Linked DNA regions of Homo sapiens: all the other regions are linked to region 1. Evidence: read pairs that join two places in POLR2A ChIA-PET (ENCODE). Cell type or tissue: OCI-LY7. All regions are shown on one strand.

Region 1 (2,500 bases):
CAAATCAACCAAACTCTAAAAAGTTAGGAAGTTACACTTGCTATACATTAAAACACCTTTAAGGTCTGCATATGTAGATGCTGAATAAATTAGAACAACAGTACTGTAGTAAAATAATGCGCCATTGTACTTAGTCAAGCTGGTAGGCTCCTTTATTGGCCTAAATTATTAAGATCTTATTTTTACCAGAACACTATATTCCTTTGGTATCTGAGTTATGCCTTAAATAATAAATTAGGTATTTAAGATGTTAATATATTTTGGTGATGCTAGGCATTTGGGTTTCCATTGTCATAGGGAGAATGAGGTTTTATTTTTGTTTTTTTAGTCTGCTATTCACAAGTGGCAAATTTTGAGAGCTTAAAGTTGATTTTAAATTTCATTTGGCCTGGTCATGGCTCACTCCTGTAATCCCAATACTTTGGGAGACCAAAACCAGAGGATGGCTTGAGCTCAGGAATTTGAGACCAGCCTGGGCAATACATTGACTACAAAAAAAATTTTAAAATTAGCTGGGCATGGTGGTTCACACCTGTGGTCCCAGCTACTAGTGGGGCTGAGGTGGGAGGATCAGTTGAGCCCAGGAGATTGAGACTGCAGTGAGCCCTGATCACACCACTGCATTCCAGCCTGGGTGACAGAGCAAGACCCTGTCTTTAAAAAAATTTTCATTTGATTTCAAAAAATATTTATTGACTATCCACTTTGAATTAGGTGGTACTAGAGACAGATAATGAGTAAGACAATATCCCCTCTCTCAGGGAGCAAATAGTTTTGGTATTTTCAAATAGAGAAAAAAGCCTTGTCTGAATCACTAGAACTTTAAAGTCTAGTGATGTTTGGAGAAGGAAATGCCAGCAGCTACTATTAGTTATAGTGAACAAAGAGTAATTTTAAAATATTCAAAATTTAGAGGTGAAATAAATTAATTTAAACTGTATATCACATTAATAGTTAAACATGTTGGAGAAGTAACATTAATCTTTTAGAACATATTTCAGTTCTATTTGCTGGTGGATTTTTTCCTGATTCTTTTGAATTATAATTACTTTTTTTAAAAAGGAAGAAAAAATTCATAGTTCATAATTACTAAACTCTCCTAAGTTAAAAAAAATTAAAGAATCCATGTATAGTTCAGTGGGAAAAAACTCAGATGAAAGTAACTGCAGGAAAGAATTTTTATATATATTTACTTTGTATACTTAATTTTAATTTTCCTGTGTTTTAAATTTTCAAAGTAGGTACATTCAAAGTAGGTGAAACTTTTTTGAAGATCCTTAACAGCAAGCAATTCTAAATCTTATCATGGGTTAGGTTTTCATGTCCTGGGTTATTCTAATCCATGAACTCAACCAAGAACAAAATACAACCATTCAGAATGGAACAAACTGTGTCTGATTAAATGATAATTTCCTAAATTAAAAGAAGTTTTGCTACATCAGATAGTACTTGATATCCACACTACCTACTATCAGATAGAGGAACTCTCACATGTGCCATTCTGGGAGACTTGCCAATGCTGCTGTCATCACTGGTAGCTAGAAAAAGGCATGATTAAAAGATTTGCTTGTAGTGTTGCTCATCATTAGTAATTTGTATATCTGGTGAGTAGACATAAACAGAAGCAGCTCTTTCACTGGTATTTTCATCCTCCTCCATTCTCTCTGATCCCTTCATTTCTCTGGCTCTCCTCAGAGGTGGGCTGGTCTGTTGGAGCTTCTATTTCAGTCTTTGCAGTTGTTATCATGCATTTTTGGATGTTTGATTTAACTACACATCATAAGCCCATCCACCCCTCCACGACCATCTAAGCTAAAACAAACAAAGGCTTATTTCTAGCCTATATCACAATCTTCAATTGTCTCCATCTATAATTTATAATGTAATTTAGGTGTTACAGTGTTTTTCAGTCACAAGGCAGATGGAGTAAAAAAGATGACCACAGTGAGGTCAGGTCAGCTGATAGTGACACACATCATCCTACAGGAGAGTGTTGTGAATAATTGAAGGGGAGAGACTCACAAGAAGGAAAATGGCTTTATTAAACAATGAGAATGGAGAGATTGTGGTGACTTTAGAATGGCAAAAGTACAGAATGACTTTTTTTTTAAAGGCATCCAAATGAAACTGAAAGAAAAGAAAAATTGAGGAAAAAAGAAGAAAAGTTAAATGAACACACTGAAGAAGGAATCCAGCTTACACACAGCTTAGAGGATGAGGAATGAGCTAATGAACCATTCATCGCTACATGTAAAATGCTGTGTGACGCACCAGGGAACTGCTGTTAGTCACAAAAGGGAAATTATGGTACATCTTTCAGGCTCTGAGGGTCCTGCTGGAGCCCATTAGCTGTGTGCCAGTCTCCCTTGCGGGAGGCAGGAGGCAAACCTATTTAGAATCTTTTTTTTTTTTTTTTTTTGGTTTGAGAAATTGGCCCCTGGGACAAGGAATCCCAGTTCCTCCTAGGCACCGTGACGATGGACAAGAAGGCATTGCCTGG
Region 2 (2,500 bases), 160 kb after region 1:
TTTTTCTGAAGAATACATAATTGATTCTTTTTTTTTGGCTTTCTTCCTTCAAACCTACCCATTCACAGGATAATCATAATCACAGCAGTTTACATTTGCATAATGCCTTACCATTTGCTTTCACAGATTTTATTCCCACTTGATCAGAGGGTGTCTGCATTGTGCTGAGTACCTAATCTTGAAATAAATAATTTACTATATGAGGATTTAAACAGGTCTTTTAGATAAAAAGTGCATTACATATTTATGAGCACTGATTTCAAGAATCGCTTTGAAAGAACTATTGATGTTGCTTTATATTAGAGATCTGGAACTTAATCTCATTTGATTCATCCTTGATTTTATTTTTCTGAGGTTCCAAATCATGTTTGTAAATCCCTGAGGGTCTTTTTCCTCCCTGTGAGAGGAAAAATGTTTAGGCACATGTCAGGAATTTAAAAACCTTCTGCCACTATTCTCAGTATATTGGGAAAACCAATTTTCTGAAATTAAAATGGCAGTCCATTTTGCAAGGCAATAATAATGATGATGATGTTGGTAATAAAACTTAGGGGTTCTAATTCAGTACAGCAGGAGAGAGAAGATTTCAATCTATTAAAACAAAGTCCTTTGATGTCTGCTGTGAAGAGGGATCTCATAAATGGTTATTATTTACTTTTAAAATGCATTATTGCTTGAGCATCTGTGATTTACTTTTTTATTTTTGTTGTTTATAAAGGTTATTGCCTTTAAACCAGTTCTTCTTGCATAACCAAACCCCAAACAAACTAGGAGAAAATAAAAGACAATTGCAAGTAACTGAAATTATTTTTCAAACTCCTGGGAAGAGAAAGAAAGACTAGAATAAACATTGTTTCCTGATTGCTACAGTTCAAAATCACTAAAAGATTTTGCTTGCTTAAATAAAAAATGAAATTGCGAGGGGAAAGCTTTTTTTCCCTCTCTTTAAGAAGGGAGAGAGAAAAAAAAAAACCATGAAAGCAGGGGGAGCTTTGCAAGGCTACTGATGCCTGAGTAGAATCACTAACTGGTTCCCTCGCTCTGTGCTAGGCCGTCTGTATTCACTGTATCACAAGCTTGAAACCAGACCTCATTTGACGGAGCCAAAAAATGGTCCTTTTGTTGCTGTTTTTTTTTCCCTAGTGTCATCTCTCATGGTTGCCTGGGCAACCAGTGTGTATCCTTTCAGCATAGGTTACTGGGCCCCAGGAAGGAAGTGCTCCAGCGCTGGCCTGCTATTTTTATAGAACCGTTACATAATACAATCTATTAAAGCTTCCTCTTGGTGTTTTATTGCACAAAGGGGAAATTAAGTTTGATGACTCCTAAATGTTGGATGGAGGATGTCAGGTGACTCTAGGATTGTTTGGCTCAGGTCACATAGCAACAGTATTCCCATATGCAATTCCAGAAGAACCCATATACAATCATGCCCTTGGCAATGTTCGCCTGCCTGGGGATCATTAGAGGAAACTGAGCTCTCTGCTGCTCAGGGGTGTAAGTTTTGTCCGACTACACAATGCTCCCTCTCTGGTAGGATGGCAGCAGACAATGAAACACTATTCACAGTTAAGGGCAAAGAGAATTTTAAAGGTGTCGCACATATGCTTTTAATAGGTGGGGTGATTACTGGCAAAGAGAATTGGATTGAAAGACAGAGGACCAGGGTCTCTCTCAAGTCGGCCACTGCAGCATTGCATGAATGTTGTGGTCAGTTTTGCTTCTGGGTAACTCTCAAGTGGTCCAGGGCAGGGAGGCATTGGGACGGGATGGGGCGGGGGCGGGGGGTGTAATAGGTAAATGGCTTTTAAGTGGAGACCTAAGACCTCTGTAACACAACTTCAGGTATTCTCCACTTGCCAAAGGAACCAATGGGGAATAAAAGCTCTTAGCTCCCTTTATTCCCACCTTACCAGTTACAGTTTGCCACCAGTCTGAAATAAAGAAGGTGCAAGTGTGCCGTTGGATCAGAAGCCCTGTCCTGGACCATAAATGAACCCCTGTACCCCCAGGGAGATGTAAGGCCACAAGAATTTCCTAGACTAAAGGGGTGTGAGCTGACCACATGTGCTTCTGTTTTCACATTTTCACTCTGCTATCCTATGCACCCCCATCATCTCAGCTAAATCCTGAGGCCTCTGATTCTCAAATTTATGTCTCCAGCCTGCTTTTCTTCTGGGCTCAGCTGTCCTGTATTTCCAACTGCCTGCTGGAGAGCTCTTTCTGGATGTCTCATTTTGCTTCAAACTCAACAGATTCAAATGAAAAACTCCTGTTTCTGCTTGTATACTCTTTCAACACTTCTAACACCAAATGTGTGGGTTTTTTTCCCCCCACACTAACCAATTCTCCAATTCTCAGTGGACACCAACTAGGTATCCTAAAATTTAACTTGACTCTGATCCTAATTGCCCCAAGTTAGCATGGAAGCCGCGGATTAAGAGCTCAGTCCCACAAAACCGTCTCCCACTTCAGACACCAATCATAAGTGGTGGGTCCC
Region 3 (2,500 bases), 160 kb after region 1:
TCTATTTTGTAAGAGCTAAAAGTAGTTTCTTTTTTTTTTGTTTTGAGACGGAGTTTTGCTCTTGTTGCCCAAGCTGGAATGCAATGGCGTGATCTCAGGTCACTGCAACCTCCACCTCCTGGGTTCAAGTGATTCTCCTACCTCAGCCTCCCGAGTAGCTGGGATTACAGATGGGCGCCACCACACCCCGCTAATTTTTTGCATTTTTGTTAGAAATGGGGTTTCACCATGTTAGCCAGGCTGGTCTAGAACTCCTGACCTCATATGATCTGCCCGCCTCGGCCTCCCAAAGTGTTGGGATTACAGGCATGAGCCACCACGCCTGGCCTAAAAGTAGTTTCTAAAACATGTATAACAACTATTTATTGATGTTATTATGTGTAATACAAAATGCACAGGAACACAAAATACTTATAATGTATATTTACTTAGTACTTAGTACATATAAACTTGGATTCTGTCTTTAGTAAATGAGCTTTAGTGTCTTCCTGGATAGGTATATTTCTACTGTTGAAAGACTATCTTCCCCAGGTACCACATCCTTGGAAAGAGGCTTTGTTTGTGATTATATTGCTGTTGGATTAGAGGGTGAGCCAGGATTGATATGCTGTAGCCAACCATTCTTTTAAATGTTTCTCTGTCCAACTTTATGTTTGTCAGGGTTGGGGAAGGAGCAAACAGTAACAGAGGTTATCGTAAATATAAGAGAGATAGCTATCTTTGACAAATGAATGCTGTTAGTCTTGAATGAGTAGCTGAAGGAAGCTATGGAAATTCCATCATCTTCTCCTAAATCTTCATTCTGCTCTGGATGATTAATATTTGTTCGGTATGGAGTGTCTGCTAAACTGGGGGAAAGGCTTAAAGTCACTTTATGGTTCTTAATTCAGCTCTTTCAATGTCACCCAGGGAGCAGGTTTAAAAACTTTTAAAGTACAGATAGTAACATAATTTAATGGTAAGTTATTTTGGAAAAGATATATTGAGAAAAATAAGAAAATGTGTTTGCAGCGTATTTTAGCTAATTTAGGATTTATAAATGCACACTGGGTGTTCTCAGGGATTATTAAACAACATTGTATAATACGTATCTGCATCTAGTTTGGAATGCTAATGGAAGAAACTGATGTTTCTTGGGTGCCCACTATGAACTAGGCACTTTGCAAATTTCTTAATATACACTGGAGCATTTAATCCTTTGAGGTTGATGAAGGAACTGAGATTTTGAAAGACTTAGCCAACTTTCCCAAGGTCACACAGGTAGTAAGTGGTAAGCCAATCTTATTTGAAAGTCCGTGCTCTTCTGACTACACCACTACTGTCTATTTTTTCTAGCATCGCTAGGTCTTTGCTGATAGTGAAATGTATGATATTTGTCAAATTTATAGTATCAGATATTTAAGCAAACTCCTCACATACAGTTGTAAAGCAGCATTCTATTATTCTTAACATATATATTTACATGTCCATCACCATTGGCCTGTCCCCTATCAATCAGCTAAGCTGGTCCTGGAATTATTCCTTTATGAGATATGATAGATTCATCTTCTCCTGTCTGCTGTATGGGCTAAATTGCAATTCATGCCCTTAAAATTTTTCACTTGAGGCCGGGCGCAGTGGCTTATGCCTGTAATCCCAGCACTTTGGGAGGCCGAGGCGGGCGGATCACAAGGTCAGGAGATCAAGACCAACCTGGCCAACATGGTGAAACCCCATCTCTACTAAAAACACAAAAATTAGCTGGGCGTGGTGGCATGTGCCTGTAATCCCAGATACTTGGGAGGCTGAGGTAGGAGAATCTCTTGAACCGGGAGTTGGAGATTGCGGTGAGCCGAGATTGTGCCACTGCACTCTTTTTTTTTGTAGACTCTCTCTCAAAAAAAAAAAAAAAATTATCACTTGAACTGTTAACTGGTCCTTGTCGAGTCTGGACCGTGTGGAGAGAGGTGGCTAAATGAATATATCTAATCACCATTTTCACTGTCATCCAGTCTTTCAGTTGCCTACAGATAAGTCAAAATGTCAAAATGTCTAAGGATGGCACTCAAGAATGTATACAATCTGTACCCAACCTTCTTTTTTAGAATCACCTGCCACTACTCCCCTATCTGACCCTGGGTCCAGTGTTCTCTATCTCCACCTGTGCATGATGCTATTTCTTCTGCCGGTTTGGAACTTAACAAATCTGACCATCATGAGCTCAATGCTGATGTTAGCTCTTCTCTGAAAGCCACTCCTATTAGCTCTGAGGTGAAGAGATCTCTCCCATTTAGGCCACTTCCTATTGTCTAATCCAATTGCTTGCCATAACCATTTACTGCAAAGAATCATGAAAAGAGAACAGGTCTGACCTCCTTACCTATGATCTGTGTGACTTTAAGCAGGTCACTTTACATATAAGACTCAGTTTCCTGAAGTAGAAAATGGGTAAGATATATAACTATTCCCTTTGACTTACCACAGACAAGCTTCTTTTCTTCCTTATGGTTCAATTTCTTTT

The links. Peaks named below come from ENCODE experiments on the same cell type or tissue, not always from the same donor. Only the 100,000 strongest peaks of a DNase experiment are listed, where the experiment ranks them.
Region 2: POLR2A ChIA-PET joins it to region 1 with 7 read pairs; 2 of 35 experiments call an interaction of 5 or more read pairs at or near these places.
Region 3: POLR2A ChIA-PET joins it to region 1 with 5 read pairs; 2 of 35 experiments call an interaction of 5 or more read pairs at or near these places.

What each region holds. Positions count from the first base shown.
Region 1 is chr4:123,451,235-123,453,734 of GRCh38, forward strand. No RefSeq gene overlaps it. Among named protein-coding and RNA genes, the nearest start is that of SPRY1, 56 kb to the left of the region's middle. In OCI-LY7, no CTCF peak of the experiment used is centred here; a DNase peak (open chromatin) is centred at 1,507.
Region 2 is chr4:123,615,964-123,618,463 of GRCh38, forward strand. No RefSeq gene overlaps it. Among named protein-coding and RNA genes, the nearest start is that of LINC01091, 33 kb to the right of the region's middle. In OCI-LY7, no CTCF peak of the experiment used is centred here; a DNase peak (open chromatin) is centred at 1,178.
Region 3 is chr4:123,609,440-123,611,939 of GRCh38, forward strand. No RefSeq gene overlaps it. Among named protein-coding and RNA genes, the nearest start is that of LINC01091, 39 kb to the right of the region's middle. In OCI-LY7, no CTCF peak of the experiment used is centred here; no DNase peak of the experiment used is centred here.